Linked DNA regions of Homo sapiens: region 1 is linked to region 2. A link is an interaction called in ENCODE POLR2A ChIA-PET data of the cell type or tissue named here. Cell type or tissue: PC-9. All regions are shown on one strand. Each heading gives the region's core, and the rest is flanking DNA. Links, peaks and the distances in the headings are about the cores only.

What was found. Peaks named below come from ENCODE experiments on the same cell type or tissue, not always from the same donor. Only the 100,000 strongest peaks of a DNase experiment are listed, where the experiment ranks them.
Region 1: POLR2A ChIA-PET joins it to region 2 with 12 read pairs; 2 of 35 experiments call an interaction of 5 or more read pairs at or near these places.

Annotation. Positions count from the first base shown.
Region 1 is chr17:81,442,031-81,452,885 of GRCh38, reverse strand. BAHCC1 (BAH domain and coiled-coil containing 1) reads right to left here. Exons shown (of 28, transcript NM_001377448.1): 5 at 9,322-10,855; 6 at 8,969-9,077; 7 at 8,318-8,505; 8 at 8,060-8,218; 9 at 7,708-7,871; 10 at 7,205-7,532; 11 at 5,038-5,850; 12 at 1,016-1,218; 13 at 779-915; 14 at 35-163. It overlaps MIR3186 (microRNA 3186), which reads left to right and starts at 1,698; the gene lies at 1,698-1,782. In PC-9, for the core only: no CTCF peak of the experiment used is centred there; no DNase peak of the experiment used is centred there.
Region 2 is chr17:81,374,959-81,385,813 of GRCh38, reverse strand. LINC03048 (long intergenic non-protein coding RNA 3048) reads left to right here and starts at 432. Exons shown (of 4, transcript NR_164137.1): 1 at 432-685; 2 at 5,230-5,329; 3 at 5,933-6,092; 4 at 9,641-10,376. RefSeq lists enhancers at 5,730-6,329, 6,330-6,929. In PC-9, for the core only: no CTCF peak of the experiment used is centred there; a DNase peak (open chromatin) is centred at 6,033; H3K4me3 peaks cover 529 bases.

The DNA of each region.
Region 1 (10,855 bases), core at 1,186-9,185, 67 kb before region 2:
CACGCGCCCTGCCATGCCAGTGCCCAGGACTCACTTGACTTTCTTGCCATCGCTCCTGGGGAGCGGCCCCGTGGGACGTGGGGCAGGCAGCGAGCTTGAGTGTTTGCGCTTCCTCGGCCGGCCAGGCCCCCGCCGTGCAGGGCTCCGTGAACTCTCGTCTCTCCTGGGGGCCGCAGGGGGGATGGTCAGAGGCTCATGCACAACCCAGCTCCCCGACAAGGTTCCAGCCGAGGGCATTGGCCTTCGAGGGCTACTGGGTGTGGGGAAAGATGCGGCCCAGACTCGGCCTGGGGAGCCTGACCCCTCACGCAGAGGGCAAGGCCAGCCAGGGGCCCCCGCCGCCCCCACCTCCTACCATCCACACACACTGGTCAGGTGGTGCCCCTGCCCTTGTTGCAACTGCGGGGTGTCCCCTCCCCCAGAGAATCCCCCAACTTCTGCCCTGGCCCCACAGCACCCCCAGTCCTCCCTACTCCCCCTTCTGCCACTGTCCCCTCACCCGCCACCCTGCGGCCAGCCTCCTGCCACACCAGGCTCTGACAAGCGGCTCTTCCACAGACCCCTGGCCCTGCCACTTGGTCTCGCTGCTGGCCGAATGCCTCCCTCCTTGGGCCCCACTGCCTCTGGGGGGCCTCCCCGATGGACCCTGGTGTCTGCCCACAGGTAGGGGGCAGAGCCCAATCCTGGCCTGTTCCCACATCGGCCCCAGCACTGTGGGCGCCTCCCGGGGGTGGGGGTGCTGCGACCCTCCCAGGCCCCCCCGCCACGCCAGGCGTACTCATGGTCGTGCTTGCGCTGCAGGCGGGCCAGCTCCCGCTGCTTCTCCTTGTAGCGCCGCTGCAGCTCCGCCAGCCGCACGCGCATCCCCACCTCCTGCGTGTCCAGCCGGTCGATGGCGGCCTTCAGGGGGCACACCTGGTGGGGGGGGCACAGGGGCCTGTGAGCCGGGCCAGGGCCCAGGCTGGGGCTCTGTGGCAACGCACTGGGCGACGTGGGCACTGGGACCTCCACTCACAGGCTTGGTCTTGGGGGTCCAGGTGTCCTTGCGCTGCAGGATCTGCATGCGGGGGGTGAGCCTGGGGCCGCTGCAGGGGTTGGCTGTGGGCGGCTGCGCTGGGGCAGTGGAGCTGTCCAGGCCAGCGGCCTCCACCAGGGACCAGGCTGTGGCCAGCGTGGCCAGGTGCTGCAGGTTGAAGGCTAGCACGTCCTCTTCCTCCTCTGTGCGGCATGGGAAGGTCAGCATGGGCATAACTGGGCACACACTGCCCCTCACAGGCTCTTGATGTCAGCCCTGGCCCCCTGAAGCCACCCAGCCTTGAAGACCGGGATGAGGGTCAGGAGACCGGGAAGAGTGAGGTGGGCACCAGGGCTGACACCCAGCACCCCTGTTTTGCTGCATGCTGGGGAGACACTCCCTTGGTGGTAAGGCAGGGCCAGCTGGGAGGACCCACGGGGCAGGGTCCTCTGTGTCACAGAGCAAGACAGGCCCCAAAGCATCGAAGTAAAAGCAATCTGCTCGTTACAGCTTCTAACAGAAACGCCTGTGTGTCCCCCCACCGGGGGGGCCCTGCTTCGAACGGCAGCCCTGGGAAGGGATACTCTGGGGCCCTCAGAGACACAGGCAGTGCTACGAGAGCCCACTGAGGCCTCGTGCACGGAAGCTGCTGAAGTTCAACCGAGTTGAATGCTGTGGCTCAAGCCTGCGGTTCCAACAGGCGTCTGTCTACGTGGCTTCAACCAAGTTCAAAGTCACGCGGAGAGATGGCTTTGGAACCAGGGGCTTCAGCACCTGGGCATCACTCCATCCAGGTGGTGGAGGCTGGCGTCCCCCAGCAGCTAAGACCTGCCATTGCCTGTCCATCTGCCCATCAGTCCTTCCGTCCACTCGCCTGTGTGGACACCTAAAGAGCAATGGCTGCAGGGAGGCCAGTGGTCAGTGCAGAGGGAGGGGACAAGTCCCCTCGATACCTTTAAATTTGAGACAGGGTCTCGCTTTATTGCCTGGGCTGGAGTGTGGTGGCTCCATCACGGCTCACTGCAACCTCGAACTCCTGGGCTCCAGTACCCTCCCACCTCAGCTTCCTGGGTAGCTGGGACCCCAGGCCCTCGATTCCTTGTGAGGAGGGCAGCGGGCAGGGGTTTCTGGATGCAGTCTCATCTGCTGTGACCCTTCTCAGAGGAGCAGCCACCATTCCTCCATCCTCCCTCAGAGCACCAAATCCCTGCCCCTGCCCGGTCTCTGAACACAGTGCTGGGCTCTGCCAAGCCCTTTCCAGCACGCTCCAGCCCTGGGGCAGGCAGGAGGGCCATGGGCTGAACACAGGTCAGGAGGAAGGGGCTGCCAGGGCCGCATCCTCTGGGACCTCAACCTGGGGGCAGGGACAGGGGAGCTACCCTCACAGTGACCGCAGGAACAGCGGCAGCCCAACAGCCCAGGCAGTGGCCTGGGGAAGGGATGGCCCATCTTGGGGTCAGAGCATGGGCCAGCAGAGGCTGGCGTCCATGCAGGGTCGGGCCCAGGTTGGGGACTCAGGGCCTGAGTAGGGGAAGCCAGCCCTGAGGGCTGACCACAGAGACCAGGAACGGGGTCCCCATGGGCTGATCCCACAAGGACATCCAGCAGGAGACAGGAGCCAGACACCTTGCGGTGGGGGTGGGTGGTGATGGCCAGGAAGGCAGGAGAACTGCGGAACCCCTGTGGGGTGAGTAGAGGTGCTGGTATCCCCTGGGAAAGCCCAGGAGCAACGATAACCTCACAGCAACGAGCACCCCAAACCTAGTCTCTGCCTCAGAACCCCACGCTCCACTTAACGGACCGGGGCTCCCCAGAGATATGGCTCATCTCAGCCAGAAGCAGGAGTGCGGGAGAACCCCATCCACGATGGGACAAATCAGCGCCTGACAGCTGGGGCACGCACCTGAGATTCCACCAAAGGCACTGACCTGAGCGCCCAGGCTGGGGCACTCCATGGTGCGTGGCTGCTTCCCTCCTCAAGTATGGGGAGGGCCAGGGGGCCACAAGCCCAGACCAAGGGTTGATCCATCCCCAGAAGTCATTACTAAGAAGCCAGGAGGTGCTCGGAGGGGCAGATGCTGGGGTGCAAAGCTCTGGACCGAGACCACAGATCTGATGGGGACCAAGGGAACACTCAGGCTGCTGGGTCCAGGATCCGCAGGGAATGGGAGGGGGAGAGAGGGCCGAGGGGGGGTGGGCTGAGCAGCTGCTGCCATCAGCAGCCGGGGAGGCACATCTGCAGGCCCCTTCCACTGAAGGCCCCAGGTCTCCTGGGGTCACTGCAGTTGGCCAGAAGCCCCTCTGTGCCTCCCCTGCCCTTGCAGGCTACAGGCGTGTGGCTCCCACGTGGCCTCACCCAGATGGTTCTGCCAGTCCTGGGGGCTCTATGCTTGCCCGGCCCCGATGGTGGGGGCTTTTTCTCCACTTCCCCCTCTGCAAATCTTGCTGTCTGGCACAGGACAAAACCAACCTCCTAATTAATTTCAATTGAAGTGATCGCTACACTTGTAGGGATCAGCTCTGAGCCCAGCAGCTGCAGAGACCTGCCCATTAACGGGGACAAGGGGAGGGCAGGGGCAGGGGTGGGGGCCCAGGGGGGGACCATGAGGTGGAGACCCGGAGGGCAGAGCTGGCCCTGACTCCACTTCTGCACACCCTGGGGATTGGGACACCTGGCCTGGCCGGAGTGTGACGACATCCATGCTGGGTTAAGCCACATGGCCCACCACCCGGGACACGTGGTCTACACATGAGTATTCATGCAGTGAACGGGCTCCTGTCCTGCAGGCATTCACACAGGCAGACCGGCCACTCTGGCCATACACACGGGACCTGCTATCTACTGACGCCTCCTCATGCTGCCAGGTGAGGGTCCCTGAGACCCTCCCACGGCGGGTCCCTGGCAGCTCAGGCCCTGCCCCAAGGTGCCTCCACCTCGCCCTATCTAACTTCTCATATATTGCCAGCTGGAGGCCCAAGGGAGGGCCTCTGGGGGGTCCAGGTGGAGCCCACCCTGGTAGGACTCCAAGCTTCCTCAAACCCTCTGCACAGCCCCACCCAGAAGCAGGGACTCTGGGCCAGATACCCCCGAGGGCAGGCAGCTCCCAGCACTGCGGAACCACCCCTGCCGCGTGCGGGCCAGCAGCCTCATCCAGCACAGGGTGACCACGGGCCCCTGGGGAAATGCACTGTTCGAGAACATTCTCTTCATCGCGGTGGTGAGCTTTATGCATCCAGAAAGCAGCGGCCGAGCCCTGAAGACTGTCAGCTTCGTGCTATCAACAACCACGGCGCCGTGCCCGGCTGGGGGACGCCCTCCACCCCGGGGCTTTCTCTGGGGCCCACAGGGAAGACGGCAGGAAGCGGGCGCTTTCCCGGGAGCACTGGACCGCAGGGAGTGCCCGGACCAAGGCCCAGGGTGGACGAAGCAGACACCTGGCCCTCGGGTGTCCCAGGTGCTCTGGACCCGCCCACTGTTGTCCGGCTGTCCTTGGGGCCCCTGGGTGGGCGGAAGAGCCCAGGAGCTCCCAGTCCCATAGGCCTCCCTGCAGCAGGAGCCCCAGCCTCCTGCCCCCTCCCCTGGGCCTGAAGCGGGGAGCCGACGGTTCCTGAACTGGACCCCCCAGGCCAGGGTAGCAGCCGTGGAGGCTGAGGAGGTGGAGGCCTGGCAGAGCAGGAGGCAGGCGGCAGGCTCTCCTCTCCCCTTGCCAGGACGCGAGCCCCTGTTCAGCCACTTCCAACAGGAGGTGCTGCCCGAGAGGCCCTTCCTCTGAGACCACCATGGAGGTTAGTCCTGCTCCCAGGGCCCCACCTGGGACGGAGAGATTCGGAGATGGCACACCTGCCTCGGACTTCCATGGACGAGGGACGGCAAGGGGAGGCGGACACTCTCCAGGGGACCTACCACACTTTGGGGACAACTGAGCGGGGCCCAAGGCTGCCGTCTGGCCAGGTGACCCTGAGGCAGGCGTGTGGGTCCCACTGCTGGGACTCTGGGGGGTGGCGGCAACCACCGGGCTTACCTGGCACAGTCCTCTCACTCCTCTGCCGCTGGATTGCCAGGTCAGCCAGCTCGCTGAGCAGAGCGATCCCATGAATCCCTGAGCTATGAGGCAGGGGGACTGTGCTGGGGGGCCCAGAGGCCGCTGGGGGCTGAGGGTCCGGTGGGCTGTCGCTGGGCAGGTCCCCCAGGTTGATGGTGGCGGCCACCAAGGCATCCAGGCCTGGTAGCGCCCTGGGTGGGTGGCTGTTGTCGGGAGCTCCGCCACAGTCCTCCTCTGAGTCCTCCATGCTCTGCTGCCCCAGCTCGTCTTCCTCCAGCTCGTCCTCCTCAGGGGCCGGCTGCTCCCCCTCGTCCTCAAGGGCACCCGGACTCCCTGCTCGCTGCTCCAGGACTTGGGAGGAGGCCCCTGACGAGGGCCCCTGCTCCCCCTCCTCCCTGCTCCTCTCTTCTCGTGCCCCTCCCTGAGTAGAATGAGCCTGGCCGGTGGCCTCGGGGCCCCCTGCCTCCAGGAGGGCCGCACATTGCAGTTCTTGTAGCCCCTCTAGTGGGCTGGGGTCCGCTGCCTTCCCCTGGGGTCCCCGCTCGGTAGGGTAGGGGGTGGCGGCAAGGTCCTGGGTGGCCTCCCTGGCCCCTGAGAGCAGCCCGGGCTCCTCCAGGCTCCTGGGGCTGCAGGGAGGCGGCTCCCCAGGCAGGAATGTCCTTGTGGGCTCAGGCTGGGCCCCCGGGGCGGTGGTTTGCATAGTTTCAGGGTCCTCGAGGTTAGAAGAGTGCACGTCTGAGGGTAGGGAGAAGCCCAGGCCAGCCATGGGGCGCAGGTATCCGGGAGGCAGGTCTGCAAAGGAGGGGACAGGTCAGCAGGGAGCTGGGAGTGGTGGTGAGGGGGTGTCCTGCGATAGGACGGAGGACAGTGGCCTCGAACCCTCAGACCCAAGCCCGTGCGGAAGGGCCCTGGGCTAGCTGCAGGTCTGCAAGACTGGTGGCGGGGAAAGGGTTACGTTAATTAAGGGGGCAACCTGGCTGGGTGCAGTAGCTCACACCTGTAATCCCAAAACTTTGGGAGGCTGAGGTGGATGGATCATTTGAGGCCAGGAATTCGAGACCAGCGTGGGCAACAGAGTGAGCACGTGCCACTACAAAAAAATTAAAGAACAATGAGCTGGGCGTGGTGGTGCATGCCTGTGGTCCAAGCTACACAGGAGGCTGAGGTGGGAGGATGGCTTGAGCCCAGGAGGCCGAGGCTGCAGTGAACCATGTTCGCGTCACTGCACTCCAGACTGGGCGACATAGGGAGATACCCTGTCTCAAAAAAAAAAAAAAAAAAAAAAAAAAAAAAAAAAAAAAGGTGTGAGCAGCCTGAGGCCAGGCCCTCATTCCCCTAAAGAGTGGCCTTGAAGCTCCCCCCAACAACCCTGGCTGCCGGGGCTGGGGGTGGCCTCAGGAGCCATCTCTGGCATGGTATGCTGTGGGTAACCAGAAAAGGGGGAATTTGTAAAACATGATGCTTTAATCAGGGTTTTCCCTGAACCAGAACAAGCCGGCAGCATGTCAGAGGCATCATGTCCCATTAACTGCAAAAAAAAGAAAAAAAAAACGAAGGGAAAAAAACGGAAAAACCCTCTGCTAGCTCCATCTCCTGACTGTGAAACTAGGACGGGTTTTATGTTCGCCACACGGTTTCCAGTGTGACCTCTCAGTCCCACTCAGAGAGAATCAAATAGGCTGGTGGGGAGTGGATGGGCGGGTGGCAGGGGCCGAGGCCAGGCCCGAGACCCCCCCACCCAGGCACCCCGCCTCGCTGCCCCTCCCTCTCCCAGCTTTGCTGAGACCCTGAATGGCAGCCTGGTCAAGTCCCATGCCCAGTGCCCCCAGGGTGCCAGTACCACCACCAGCAGGCCCCGCCTTCATTGCTGGAGGGCCCCTACGACAGCCAGCGGGACCCCGTCTTCCTCCCGCCTTCGTCAGCCCACGGCCAGGAAGGGGGCGGCTGGGGCACTGTGTGCTTCTCCCAAGGTCATTGGGAGGACTGGGAAGAGGGAAGAGAGAGGAAGGGAACAGCCATGCTGCCCTGGGTCTGGGCAGGTGTGGCGCCTCCCTGCAGGCAGCCCGGATTCAGCGCAGCCCTGCCGGGCAGGGGTGGGAGGGCTTGGAGCGGAGCACAGTGGGCCGGGCCAGGCGGCTACTCTCACCTGGTTCGGATGTGATGATGTCGGCCGTGGACTGCTGACCCTCCCCATTCTTTTCCTCGGCGCTGCGCACCCGGGAGCCAGGCCCGGGGCTGCTGGCAGGGCAGACATTTAAAGTGCACGGGGCGCTGGGCCGAGGTGGTGGGGTGGGGGAGCTGGCGGGGGGCTTTGGGTCGGGCGGATGGCAGCAAGGTGGCAGCTTGGTGGGGCCTGCAGCGGGTGAGGGGGCGCCCGGGGCCGTGGGGGTTAAGGCAACTGGCTTGTGGGTGGACTTTGGGGCCTTCTCCTGGGCGGGCTCCTCCAGATCCAGGTGCTGGTCTTCGGGCTTCCGCTGTCAGGGATGGGGGCAAGCTCGGTCAGGCTCAGGATCCCCTGACCCCAGTGGGCCCCCTGCTTGGGTTCATCCTGCCAGAGGCCAGGCATGCAGGGGTCTCCTGGAGCCAGGTCCGGCCAGGCAGGGTTGGGGAGAAGTGCCCGGCCCAGGTGAGCGTGGCTAGGGGCGGTACCTGGAACTGGGCGGCCCTCTGCTGCTGCAAAGCATAGAGCTCCTGCTGCCGGAGGAGCTGCGGCCTCGAGTACACAGGGAGCTGGCCCGGGTGCTGCATGTGAGAGGCGGGGCCCCGGCCCCCGTACATGGGGGGCCACAGTGACGCCTGGTCCATGACATCCGCTGTGGGCAGGGCCCAGGAGGGGTCAGCCTGGCTGGGGAGGGGACAGCTCCGGGGCTGCTTCCCCGCCACCCTTTCCTCAGCCCACCAAGCCCACCGCTCCCTCCTGAGCCCTGGCCAGCACACCCCCGGCTGCCCCTCCTTCCAACAGCACCCCCCAAGTACAGCAGCCTGGACCAGGGGCCCTTACCAAGTGCGTGGGGGGCGCTGTGGGGTGTGGGCTCTGAGGGCAGGATGACCAGCTGTGTGGGGGCGTCCTGTGGGAGGGGGAAGACAGAGGGCACAGGGCCAGCCACGGAGGCGGGGAAGCCGGGGGGCAGGTTCTGGTGCAGGGCAGGGTGCCCCAGGCCTGGGAGGCAGAGGGCACAGTGGTCAGGCCTCGCACTCTCGGGGACCAGGAGGGAACCCTCATCAGCCCCAGGCCAGCCCCCGCCCTTGGATCACTGACCGTAGGAGTGCCCCCCCATCCACAGGGAGGGGCTGCGGGTGCGGGGCAGCCAGGGGGGATGGGGGTGGGTGTGGGGGGCTGGGTCCCCGCCCAGCTGGCCGCTCTGCATCATGAGGTGGGGGGCCAGGTCCCCAGGGCAGCTGCTCGGTGGGTGGATCCGGGCGAACTCTACGCGGTCTTTGCTGTCCCTGTAAGACCTGGGGCTCAGCCCTGCCGCCGGCGCCAAGGCCCAGCTCCCCATCCCACCCCCGGCCCTTTGTTGTCTCTGTAAGACCTGGGGCTCAGCCCCACCAACGGTGCCAATGCCTGACTCCCTGTCCCACCCCCTGCCATCAACCTGGGAGGGAGAACGGGACCTGGAGGCTCAGGGAAAACCCCAGGCTCCAGCCTCAGTGCTCTGCAGGGCTGACTGGGGGCCATCTCCTGGCCCCTGAAAGTGGGTAACCTGACCGCTGCAAGGGGTTAACTGAGACCCCCAACCCCGGGTGAGACTCCAGAAAGGCTCTAGGGGTGGGGAGAACCCCACCCACGGCCGGCCATAGAATCTGCTGCCCCAGCCATGACCACCCCTCTTTCTCCACGTGGCTCTGAGTGGGGAGCCCCAAGCCCAGGCCTAGCCCCACTCTCCAGGGCCACAGGCCCAGCTCTCACTGCAGCAGCAGCTCGCGGCTGGCAAGCCCCAGGCGGTCATCACATAGCCTCGTCCTCTCCTCCTCAGCCTCCAGGTCCAGCGCGTGTGTGGAACGGGGCCCACCGCCACCTGCACAGGGTCGAGACAGCAGACGGGAGAGGGTTGGGGCGGCCAGGGAGCCACCAGCTAAGGCAAGCAGTGACCCCGCTTCGAGCTGGGGGGCCTGATGCACTGAGGAGGATCCCCTGGTCCTGGGGCCTCGGAGGGTCTGCCAAGGGCAGGTGTGGGAGCTGGGGAGCCGGGGCGCAGGGCAGGGCCAGCTGGGCCCCCTAGACTGTCCCGGCCTGCCTCCCTCTCTGTGCAGGGCCTGTACCTTTGAAGGCGGGGGCGGCCCGGCCCTGCCGCGCAGTGTTGGTGCCGTAGGCTGCCTCAGACCGGCTCACTGTGTCCTTCTGCCGGGCCAAGGCCACTGCAATGCCCACAGGGGGCTGCCGCACCTCCCCGTCGCCGTGCGTGGTGTCGTGCTCCCTGCTGCGGGCACAGTCCGGCCTCTCCGACTGGCCTGGGCCCTTAGAGGACAGGAACTTTGCTTCCTGCTGGATGCAGCTGGCCTTGAGGCCACCCAGGCCCACCAAGGGTGCTTTCTGGCCCACCACCAGGGCCTGGCTGCTGTATTTGAGCAGGTTCTTCATGGCTGAGACCTCGTCCGGCGGCGCAGGCAGTTCCTGGGGCAGAAGAGCCGCCTGCTGCAGGCCACTGCCAAAGGGGTCCAGGTAGGCGCCAGCCTTGCGCTCCTCGCTGATGGCCATGGCGGTGCCCTGGCCTGCCTGGACACCCCATGGGGGCAGGTGGGGCCCACTGTAGCCCAGGGATGCCAGCTCCAGGGACTTGCGCTTGGCCTCAGCCCCAATGCCCCCCTGCTCCACCTCGGCGGCCATCAAGTGCTGCTGGTGCCTGATGCGGGCCACCTTCTGTGCCCCTGGGGGGCCGGCCGGGGCTTCCTTGCCAACAGTCTTATCTAAAGTGCAGCAGGCCTGGGGGGCCTTCCCGCCCAGCGGGTCCTGGTGACCAGGCCGGGCACAGTCCTGTGAAGAGGTGGGCAACTCGAAGTAGCCGCTTTTGTCCAGACCGCTTTTAGGGAGTCCGGGGAAGGAGGCCTCGGGGCCTGCGCTGCTGAGATAGTCGAGGCCCTTTAGCCGGGGGTTGAGGGCCGCCTCAAAGCCCCCAGGCCGCCGCTCGCCCTTGCCCTCGGCCTTCAGGTGGGCATAGGAGACTCCATAGGGTGCAGCGTGGTCGGGGGCCATGGTTCCCTCCAGGTGCCGGTCCTTGCCCTCCCCTGCCACGGCACAGGCCTCGGCGGCCTGGAAGGGGCGGCCCTTGTCGGCCAGGTGTCCCACAGAAGGCACGAAGGTGGGCCCGCTGGCCTTTAGGTCCCGGGGGGCTTTGTCCTGCAGCGGGCAGAGCCCGTCAGGGCCCCCGTGCAGCTGCAGGCAGGGGAAGGAGCCGGCGGCTGTGCTGAGGGGCGGGGGTGGCCCGGCGTAGGATGCGGTGTGGTGTAGCATCTGCCGCCGCTCCAGGCACTCGCTGAAGGCCGGCCCGGGCTCCGGGGGGCCTGCTGCCTCCTTTGCACAGCGCCCGGAGGTCACCACCCCCGTGCCAGGCCGCCCCAGCATGCCCCCTGCACAGCTGGCTAGCGCAGCCCTGCCCATCTCGCCGTTGAGCACCTTGGTGTTGAGGAGGCAGGAGGTGAGGTGCTTGGGGCGGCCCTCGCAGGCCCCTCGGGGTGCGGGGCCGCCCTCCCTGCAGTGCCCGTCGGCTGGCACGGGCAGCACCAGCTTGTGCCGCTCCTTGCCACCGTCCTCCTCTGCCGCTGGCCGCTCCTTGCCCTCAGCGGCCTTGCCCGCCTT
Region 2 (10,855 bases), core at 1,039-9,038:
GAACCTCCACTTTCAGGTTCAAAAATCAGTTGTAAAAATGCAGGCAGCTTCCCACTGAAGACTTGCTGGGCCAAGCTGCAGCTGTCTGCACCACTCAGGCAGTTCATCCACGCCCTGTCTCCCCAGCACAGGCCCTCTTGTGCATTTCCCTGAGCCCCAGCAGCTGAGCCTGCGCCCTGGGGTGGGAGTGGGGGATCCCGGGATGTCTGACCCGCTGTCTCTGATGTCAGGCCGGCTGGGGGAGGGGATGCAGCTGGAGACAGCAGAGAATGGGGTCCTTGTGCCACTGTCATCAGGCCCGGAGCTTCCATGAACACGGCTTTGTCTGCACCCATACCCCGTGGTGACCACGGGACCAGGGGATCAGTGGGCCTCTGAACAAGAGGGGCGTGCAGAGCGGCTTTTTGGCCTCAGTTAACTCTTAAATGGGTGTCAGAGGCACTGTCTTCCCCTAGCTATGCGCCTCGTGCCTGGGAGCCTTAGGGCCACACGGAAGGGTAGAAATCAGTTTCAGGTCAGGAGGTCTGGAACAGCTTTGTTAAACCCAGTTTTTTTCCTATGAAAATGGCTGCAGACACTGGGGGAGGGAGAGGGTGGCCCTGATCCCGATGACTCTGAAACATGCTTGGCCTTCCCCAGAGATTCCTGCTCCCAGCCCAGGCCCAGACGGCAACAGAAGCTCATGGTGAGTTCACCCCGGTCCTGGTCTGGCACCTCATTGCTGGGGAGGTCTCGGCAGTCCAGAGGAGGTAGCCCCCACCCTGGGCATCCATCCGCCCAGGCCCCAGCCTCCGCGGGAAGACCCAATTACAGAAGAGAGAAGTATGTGGAGACCCTTGGCTGAGGTTGGGGGTCCTGGAAGCTGGAGGTAGTGTTCCTGGGTATAGCATGATGGGTTGATGGGTGGGTTTTATTCTCTTTTTAAGGATTTTTTATATTTTTCAAATTTCCCTTTTGAAATGTATTCATTTTGCAATCAGAAAACAAAACAGGCCAGGCGTGGTGGTTCACACCTGTAATCCCAGCACTTTGGGAGGCTGAGGCGGGTGGATCACCTGAGGCCAGGAGTCCAAGACCAGCCTGGCCAACTTGGTGAAACCCCGTCTCTACTAAGAATACAAAAATTAGCCAGGCGTGGTGGTGGGCACCTGTAGCCCCAGCTACTTGGGAGGCTGAGGCACGAGAATCGCTCGAACCCAGGAGGCGGAGCTTGCAGTGAGCTGAGATCGCGCCACTGCACTCCAGCCTGGGCAACAGAGAGAGACTCTGTCTCAAAAAAAAGAAAACAAAACAAACCAGTGAACACTACTCCAAACAAATGTCCAGGCCCAGAGATCAGAGGCTGCAAGGTGGGCTCTGTCCCCATGTCCCCAGCCACACTGCTGGGGAACCCACAGGGTGCCAGGTCCCCTCAGCCCTGTCCCTGCCCCACAGGCCCCTGGAGTGATTGTAGGCTCTAGACTGCCTCAGTTTGCCCCCAGCCTCCCCTAGGTGCCCGGGGAGCCACTGGCCAGCCTCCGGTCGCACTCCACTCAGGGCTTGACGGGGAAACAGAAACCAGCCTTGAACGCCTTCCCACGCCCCAAAACGCCAGGGTGCACAGTGAGGGGAGCCCTGGTCAGATGGCACAGATGGCATTCCTGCCCGCGAGAGGCCCAGGACCCCGGGGAGCCAGAGGGGCAGGGTGCCCGCAGCGTCCAGGCAAATGGGCCCAGGCCCCCCGACACCCAGCTGAGGCCAGCTTCCCCCAGAGCGGTTTGGAGCCCTGCCCTGGAGAGGGGGCAGCTCGCCCAGCGTGGGGGTGATGCCACCAGGTGGTGAGGCTGCTGGGCAGGGCTGGACCCCCTTTTAGACTCCCCTTCCGATTTCTGTGTCCCTGAGTCTTGCCCATGCTACAGCCTAACCCTGCCGTGGCCAAGGGACAGCGGGGCAACAGTGCCCTCCCCGAGCTTGCCCTGGGACAGCCGCCTCACTCGGAGGAAGCTGGGTTTTGCCGAATTTTCTGCATGATGGGGCTCCGTGGGCTGGGGGCCACTTGCCTCCCTGCACCCGTCCCAGGACCCCAGGCTGCAAGCTGGAAACCCCATGGGGGCGAGTGGAGCCCTGGGACTCCACAGGAGAGGGTCCTCTGTGACAAGAGGCTCCAGGGGACACAGGCTTGCGAACATGGGGGCTGGGGTGGGGTCAAGGTATGAACAGCGCAGGCCTAGAAGCCTCAGACTCTGAGGGGCAGGAAAGAGTCCCCAAAACGGAATCAGAGGAGGAGCCCGGGGTGGGGGGAGGAGGAAAGGGGCGCAGTGGGCGCTGCCATCCCTCCTTGGGGCACATTTCTTCCCGCCCTGACCAAGAGGAAGGGACCCTCCTTCCTCCAGAAAGGACTTCTCCGAGCCCAGGACACACGAGGAAAGCGAGGCTCAGTCACCAGGAAGCCCTCACTCTCCGTCAAGGCCACCAAACGGGAAGAAGGGGAGCCAGGATTTGATCCCAGGCTTCCCTCCCAGCCTGCACGCTGCTGCACTACCCAACCCTGAGGACCCCAAGAACCTCTGAGAATGTGGGATTTTGGTTCTGAGCCTCCACGGGGCCCGTTGGTGGCCTCTGGTTCAGGACAACCAGAATTGGCCCAGACAGCCAAGCAGCCAAGGGGCAGGCTTTGTAGAGTGTGGGGGTCTGTCCTCCCTCATGGCCAGAAGCAGATCCCACCCCTCAAATGCAGGTGGGGTGGGGCAGGGGCTCCGGCTCCGTCATCTGGGCTCCAGTGAGGCTGCCCGCTCCTGCTCACCTGCACAGGAGGCTGAGGGTGGGGCCCTGGGGGAGGGGCTGCCCCAGGCTGTAGTGCCTGGGAGAGCTGGGGGTGGGGAGGGGACAGGCAGGGGGCAGGCAGATGGCCTTCCTGCTTGGCCCTCGCTGCCAGGTCTTGCTGCCTCCTCCTGTTGGGTGATTTAGATCATTATAGACCTGAGGTCCCACCAGGTGCATTGGCTCATGCCTGTAATCCCAGCACTTTGGGAGGCTAAGGCGGGTGTATGACCTGAGGTCAGGAGTTCGAGGCCAGCCTGGCCAACGTGGTGAAACCCCATCTCTACTAAAAATACAAAAATTAGCTGGATGTGGTGCCGCACACCTGTAATCCCAGCTACTCAGGAGGCTGAGGCAGGAGAATCGCTTGAACCTGGGAGGCGGAGGTTGCAGTGAGCTGAGATCACGCCACACCCCACAGCCTGCAGCCTGGGCGACAGAGCGAGTCTGTCTCAAAAAAAATAAAAATAAATAAATAAATAAAACTGAGGTGCAAAGTTTAAAGGTTTGGGTGACACATCAGAGGCAGACTTGGGGAAGAAGTGTCTGTCCCACCCTCCCAGACCACATCCTCTAAGGGCTTGGGCCCCGGGGATGCTGGGTGGCCCCTTGGAACTGTGAGGAGCTGACACATGGGTGGGGACCAGAGGAGGGGACGTGGAGAGCCCTGGTGAGGATGTGGGCGCTGGTGGGGACTGCCTGGTGTGTGATGGGGACAGGAACAGGCATGGAGATGGCCCACACCCGAGACAGTGGGCTCCTGGGGCCACCTCTTCTCCACACGGCGGCAGCAGGTCTAGTTCGGGCCTAACAGCCCAGCCATCCCTGAGAGCCAGCGCCGAGGGTGCAGCAGCTGCCTCCTCTCCGGGCCCACCGGACGGTCGCCGTCCTGCCAGGAGCTCCCGTGCCCATCGCCAGAGAGGGAAATGCTCCTTGGTCTCAGGAGGCAGCGGGGCCCGGGACTCACATGGACCTGGGCCCAAGTCGACCAGTTCCAGCTGGGCACACTGGGAAGGTCACCCACCTCCCGAGCCCTCCATGTCCAGGCCATTGTGGGAAAACCCTCTCCAACAGGGGAGTGAAGGGACAGGATGGAGCGGGAGCGGCGCCAAAGCACGGGGAGAACCAGAGGCCGCAGGTGAGACCCCGCCGTGGGCCATGTCCCGTCTCTTCCTCTGAGGGCAGGCGTTTCACCCGATCACCCTCCCGGCTCTCTCGGCCACCCCTGCTTGGGCTTGCTCCTGTCTGGTGTTGGGTGACCTGCCTGCTGCTCTCAGACCCCACACCCGTTTGTGGCCTCATGGCCATGAGTGGCCCCGTCCCCGACTCCACTGCAGTGGGCACAGTGGTGGCCCCCAAATGATCGGTCCACCTGGAGCCTGTGAACACGACAGGCTTATTTGGGAAAAGGGTCTTTGTCCAGAGACAAAGGCCCTTAGAAGACAGAGGTCGGGGGAGATTTGAGAGGGAGGCGACAGAGGCCACGTGAAGATGAGGCAGAGATGGGAATGACACGGCCACGTCCACGGGACACCTGGGGCCACCAAATGCCAGAAGAGGCGGGAAGAACCTCCCCTGCAGCCTGCAGAGAGAGGACAGTCCTGCCGATAGCTTGATTTTGGTTCCGGCCACCAGGACTCGGAGAAAATAGACTTCTGTTGTTTGCAGCTGCCCCATTTGTGGTCTTTTGTTGGGTGGCCCCAGACATAATCCCAGCACTGGCCTGGCCCGGCCCATGGGCAGCTGTCCCCAGCCTGGCGGAGGGTGTGGCTGTGATGTTACCCCCAGGATATCCAGTACCGCAGTCTCCATCTGAGCCGCCATCGGGCTGTGGGGTGCCTGCTAGCCTGTGGCAGAAGGACCAGGACCTGGGGGCTGGCAGGGAGCAAGAGCTGAGCGAACCAGCTGGGAGGAAGGACTGAGGCCACACCGGTGTCCGGGGGGATTCGGACGTCACCAGTGTGGAGTCTGGGGGTGTTCTGACTGACTTTAGACAGAAATTTCTTTTTCTCTCTGGAAAGGGCGGCGGTGGGCCCGTGTGCAGGGGAGCGTGGACTTGGAACTCGGGGAGCCCTGGGTTCTGCCTCATCCTCTACATCCCTGTGGGGCCACGTCCACTCACCGAGGGGTTCTTGCCGCCTTGACTGAGGGTGGCCGGGCACCAGCACCTTTGCAGCTTTGCCCAGCACCTTGGCATGGGGTCGGGGGCGGTGCAGAGTTCTGTTTTACAGGGAAGGGAACTGAGGCACAGGGAGATGACAGCTCGCCGCTGGTGCTGACCATGGGCTCACACTGCCTGGCCGCCCGTGCAGCCCCTGCCCTCCATGACGAACGTGCTCATGTTTCCTGGCTGCCCCCCGGCCCCACTCCCACCTCCCTGGCTAAACAAGGGAGATCTTGATGTGAGTTCTCCTTTTTCCTTTCTGGAAGGAATGGCAGACTCTGGACATGCTCCTAGAGATGGGAGGTCAAAATGATCAACGTTCAGGGTCCCTTCATCTCAGAGGGTCTCGAGTCACCTCATTTAAAGGTGGGAACTGGGGATCCTGGAACCTCCCCTGCACCCCAGATGCTTCTGGGGCCCTTGAGAACTTGCCCTGAGCTGTCACCTGGCCTAGACTCCCAGCCACTTTCAGGGCACAGAGAAACTGCCCTCACTCTGAAAATGTGGAGACCGGGACCCAGAGAGGTAGAGTGACTTGCCCATGGCCACACAGCCTGTGAAGGATGACCAGGTTTGGTCTCCGCCAGCTGTTCTGGCTCTGCTCCTGCAGTCAACAGCCACCACCCCTGAGGCTTGCCTGGGGCAGGGCGGGTGGGGAGTGGGGGTGGGGAGTAGTGGGAGTGGGGGGAGAGCGGGGGGGATGGGAGAGTGGGGGGAGCGGGGGAGTGGAGCGGGAGGATGGGAGGCAGCGGTGGGGGTGGGGGGAGCGGGGGGGGGAGCCAGGGGGATGGGGGCTAGTGGGGAGGATGTGAGGGGAGGCGGGGGGGGAGCGGAGGGGTGTGGGTGTGGGGAGTGGGGGGGAGCAGGGGGTGGAGGGGTAGGGAGCGGGGTGTGGGGGGAGCGGGGGGCACAGCCAGGTGCATGTTATGGGTCCAGGGCAGCGACCTAGTCCATTTGTCCTTTTCGAAGTGTGGCCTGGGACACCTCCTATCCAGCCATACGCCGCCCAGGACTGGCTCAACAGCTCCACCCTCCACTGCTGTTCACCCATGACACGTCACTTCCCACCCGCCACTGCTGGCTCACCTGTGACACCCCAGGCAGCTCAGATGCCCGGCAGGTCCTGCTGGTAAGAGGGAGGCAGGAACTTGTCCTGTCTGGGACCCGGGCATTGCTGGGCGCCGGAGGGACCTGGGACCTCAACCACGCTGGGAGCTGGCCTGTCGTACAGGCGGTGCCTGGCAGATGTGGACGGGCTCCGCAGGCTCCTGGCGGCCCACCCCTGCCTTCGTGCCATCCTTCCTGGGAGTCTCCTGGCCAAGGAGGACTCGAGGCCTGTCCCACCTGTGCCCAGGGCTCACTGTGGCTCCCTTCAGCGGGGCTCTGCTCTCTCCCCGCCTGCTTCCCCTCCAGCTCCTGGGCTCTGCCCCAGCATCCCCCCGAGCCTCTCCCATTCCTGGCCCCAGCCTGGCCAGGGATCCCAGAGGATGCCTTCACCAGCCCAGCCCCTTGCCTGGTGGATCACCACTCCTGTCTCCTGCTGCTCTGCCCCCTGCCCCGGGCCTGGGAAACCTGGGAGGACCCTGAGGGAGGGTCAGGGATGTGTGACACCAGCAGGAGGCTGACGAGTTCCCTGGCAGGAAGCACACTGCACAGGGAGCCTGCCGCCATGCTGCCACTCTCATGCCCCTGCGGGGCCGCAGAGAGGGATGCCTAGGGCGGGGTGGGCAGTGGCTGCCGTAGGGGAGGCGCTCTGGGCAGTGCTGTTCCCTGAGAAACTGCAGCCCCAAGGGGCCTGGGCAGGGCCTGGCCTGACTGAGTGGGATTGAAGGGGAGGTAGGGTGGGTGTGCCCTATGATGTAGGGCCTGCTGCACCCTGGGGAGGGGACCCAGTGCAGTGATGCCCAAGTTCCAGCGTTCAGACTGCCTGGGAGCCCTGAGACTCCCTGACCCAGCAGGACGCCCCATCCTGGGTGAGGGGGAGAGTGGGGTGGGCCAGAAAGCCCACCCAGACAACTGAGACCCCTCCCCACCTGCTACCCCATCTGCTTGGGCCCAGGAATAGAGGGGCCAAGGCAGACCCCTCAACATACATGCTGAACCCTGATGTGTAGCCGCCCACACACCATGAGCCCAGATTGTGGCATTCAGTATTTTTTCTGACATCAAAACAGTCTTGGCAGGGCACGGTGGCTCACACTTGTAATCCTAGTACTTTGGGAGGCCGAGGCAGGTGGATCACCTGAGGTCAGGAGTTCGAGATCAGCCTGGCCAACATGGTGAAACCCTGAAATACAAAAATTAGTCAGGCATGGTGGTGGGCGCCTGTAATCCCAGCTACTCGGGAGGCTGAGGTGGGAGAATTGCTTGAACCTGGGAAGTGGAGGCTGCAGTGAGCCGAGATCGTGCCACCTACACTCCAGCCTGGGTGACAGAGCAAACTCTCTCTTAAAAAAAAAAAAAAAAAGACCAGGGCCCGGCGTGGTGGATCATGCCTGTAATCCCAGTACTTTGGGAGGCCGAGGTGGGCGGATCACCTGAGGTCAGGAGTTTGAGACCAGCCTGACCAACATGGAGAAACCCCATCTCTACTAAAAATACAAAAAATTAGCTGGATGTTATTGCGGGCACCTGTAATCCCAGCTACTTGGGTGGCCGAGGCAGGAGAATCACTTGAACCAGGGAGGCAGAGGCTGCGGTGAGCCGAGACCACACCATTGCACTCCAGCCTGGGCAACAAGAACAAAACTCCATCTGAAAAAAAAAAAAATACTGAGCCAGTCCATGTGCATTATTTCATTTCTGGTGGACTCTTCCCGATGTTAATTTCACCTGAGATATTTATGCATGTGCTCATGTGAACACACACGTGCGTCAGCACACACTGGCCTGCTCATGCACACACCTGCAAGTGCTGCTTCCAGCCTCCTGCCACGAGGCCAGCCTGGCTCCCTCCCTGTGGAGTGGGCTCTGCCCACGGGGCAGATGGACTAAGACGAACGCTCGTTAAGCCCCCCAGAAGTTGCCTGGCTTGGCACTCTCTGCGGTATCTGAGGCGGGGCTCACTCGCCCATTTGACAGATGGAGAAACTGATGCTTAGAGATGTGGAGTGAGTGCCTGACTCCCCCAGCGCCCCCGGAATCCCCCAGCCCCACCGACTCTCCCAGATCCCCCGACTCCCCCAGCCCCCCCAACTCCCCCAGCCCCACCAGCACCTGCTCCCACCCTCCCCAAACTCAAATTGCACCCGCCCCAGCTTCAGGGCTTGGTTGGGGTTCCCTTTTCAGTCAAGGTACAACATCCAGGCGGTAAAATGCTCCCATCAGCCACTTACTGGCGCAGTGGCTCATGCCGGTAATCCAGTACTTTGGGAGGCCAAGGCGGGCAGATCACAAGGTCAGGAGTTCAAGACCAGCCTGGCCAATATGGTGAAAAAAATTAGCTGGCCGTGGTGGCACATGCCCGTAATCCCAGCTAGTCAGGAGGCTGAGGCAGGAGAATTGCTTGAACCCAGGAGGCGGAGGTTGCAGTGAGCCGAGATTGTGCCACTGCACTCCAGCCTGGGTGACAGAGCAAGACTCCATCTCAAAAATAAATAAATAAATAAATAAATGCTCCCATCTTTGGGCTGCAGCTCAACGCGTTCTCACCCATGAGATTCTCGTGCAGCCCTTGGGTCTTCAACCGGCACTCCAAGCCCTGACCAGGGTCCGCTGCTGAGGCCCACCTGGCAGCTTCGCCTTCCTCAGGCCTTGGTCCTATCTTGCTGCTTGAGTTCGGCGTCATGCCTGGGAGATTCATCCGAGTTGCCACGTGCATCAGTGGCTCCTCTTTGTTGCTGAATTATATTCCGTTGTAGGAATAAACCACGCACGCTGACCCAGCCTCCCACTGATGGACATTTGGGTTATTTCTGGTTTGGGGCTTGTTGAATGGTGGCACCCAAAATATGTGTCCACCCAGATCCTATGAAAGGGAACTTCTTCGGAAAAATAATCTTTGTAAATGTCATTAATTAATGACATTTAATTACAGACTGTTATTTATTTATTTATTCTTTTTTTGGAGACAGAGTCTCACTCTGTTGCCCAGGCTGGAGTGCAGTGGCGCGATCTCAGCACACTGCAAACTCTGCCTCCTGGGTTCAAACGATTCTCCTGCCTCAGGCTCCCAAGTAGCTGGAACTACAGGCATGCACCACCATGCCAGGCTAATTTTTGCATTTTTAGTAGAGACGGGGTTTTACCATGTTGGCCAGGCTGGTCGTGAACTCTTGGTCTCAGGTGACATTTACAAATTAATTAATGACATTTACAAAGATTATCTTGGAGTTGGGTGGGTCCTAAATCCAACGACAGGTGTCCTTAGAAGAGCGAGGTGGAGGGAGACTAGACACAGATACCCGGGGGGCATTGCTGCTGTCCCCAGAAGCTGGGGAGAGGTGCCGGAAGGATTTTCCCTCAGAGCCTTCAGAAGGAGCCAATCCTGCCCACGCCTTGATTCCAGGCCTTGGCTTTACAGACTGTGAGAGAATGCAATGGTGTTGCTTTAGGCCACCTGACTGGGGAACTTTGTTACGGCATCCCTAAAGAAACACACAAGGGCTGTGATGAGGAACTCTGCTCGGCAGGTTCCTGTTTGTGTCCCTTGGTCACAGAAGCCCTTCTCCGTCTCAGGTGTGTGTTAGCCGGGGTCTCCAAAGAACCAGAGCCAGCAGGGGACACACCCATCTCTGTATCTGGAGAAAAAGATCGATGAGAAGGAATCTGCTCCTGTGATGATGGAGGCTGACAAGTCCCGAGAGCCACGGTTGGCACCCTGGAGACCCCTGAGGGTGATACCACCACTCCAGGCTGAAAGCTGGCAGGCTTGAGACCCTGGGAGAGCTGGCCCTCTGACTCCTGGGACTTCTTATTCTATCCTAGTATTTCCTCAGCTGAGTGCATGGGGCCAGACCACACTGGGGAGGGCAGTCAGCGTCACTCAGAGCACCGGGTCATCTCATGCAGAAACACCCTCAAAGAAATAGCCCAAATTATGCTGACCAAATATCTGGGCACCCCGTGCCCCAGACAAGTTGACACAGAAAATTAACCATCACAGGTTAACTCCATCCAGGAGTGGAATTGCTGGGTCATAGAGAAGGCATAGGAATTCACAGAAATCACCAAACGGTTTTCAGGCGGTTGTGCCATGTTAAACTCCCACTGGAAAGAGAGGAGAGCTGTGATTGTTCCACGTCCTCAGCAACGTTTAGAATAGGCAGTCTTTGGCCGGGCCGGGCACAGAGGCTCAAACCTGTAACCCCAGCACTTTGGGAGGCCATAGTGGGTGGATTACCTGAGATCAAGAGTTCAAGACCAGCCTGGCCAACATGGTTAAACCCCGTCTCTATTAAAAATGCAAAAATTAGCCAGGCGTGGTGGTGCGTGCCTGTAATTCCAGCTACTTGGGGGCTGAGGCAGGAGAATCGTTTGAACCCAGGAGGCAGAGTTTGCAGCGAGCCGAGATCGCGCCACTGCACTCCAGCCTGGGCAACAGAATGAGACTCTGTCTCCAAAAAAAGAAAAAATAAATAAAGAAAAGTCATTCTGTAGTTTTAGCCTTTGTGAAGGCATGAAGTGGCATCTCATTATGGTTTAAATGCTTATTTCGCTGGTGACTAATGAGGCTGACCAGTTTTTCACTGCATTTAGCCCTTTCAATGCACTTCAGGTCTGTGAAGTACTTGTTCAAGTGTATTGCCCATTTTAAAAATTGGTTTGTTTATCTTTTTCTTATCAATTTGTAGGAGTTCTTGATATATTCTGGGCAGAAGGCCTTGGTGTAGAATCTATTAAGACACACCGAGGCGAACGGTACATTTGTCTGCAACTTACCTTTTGACTCTC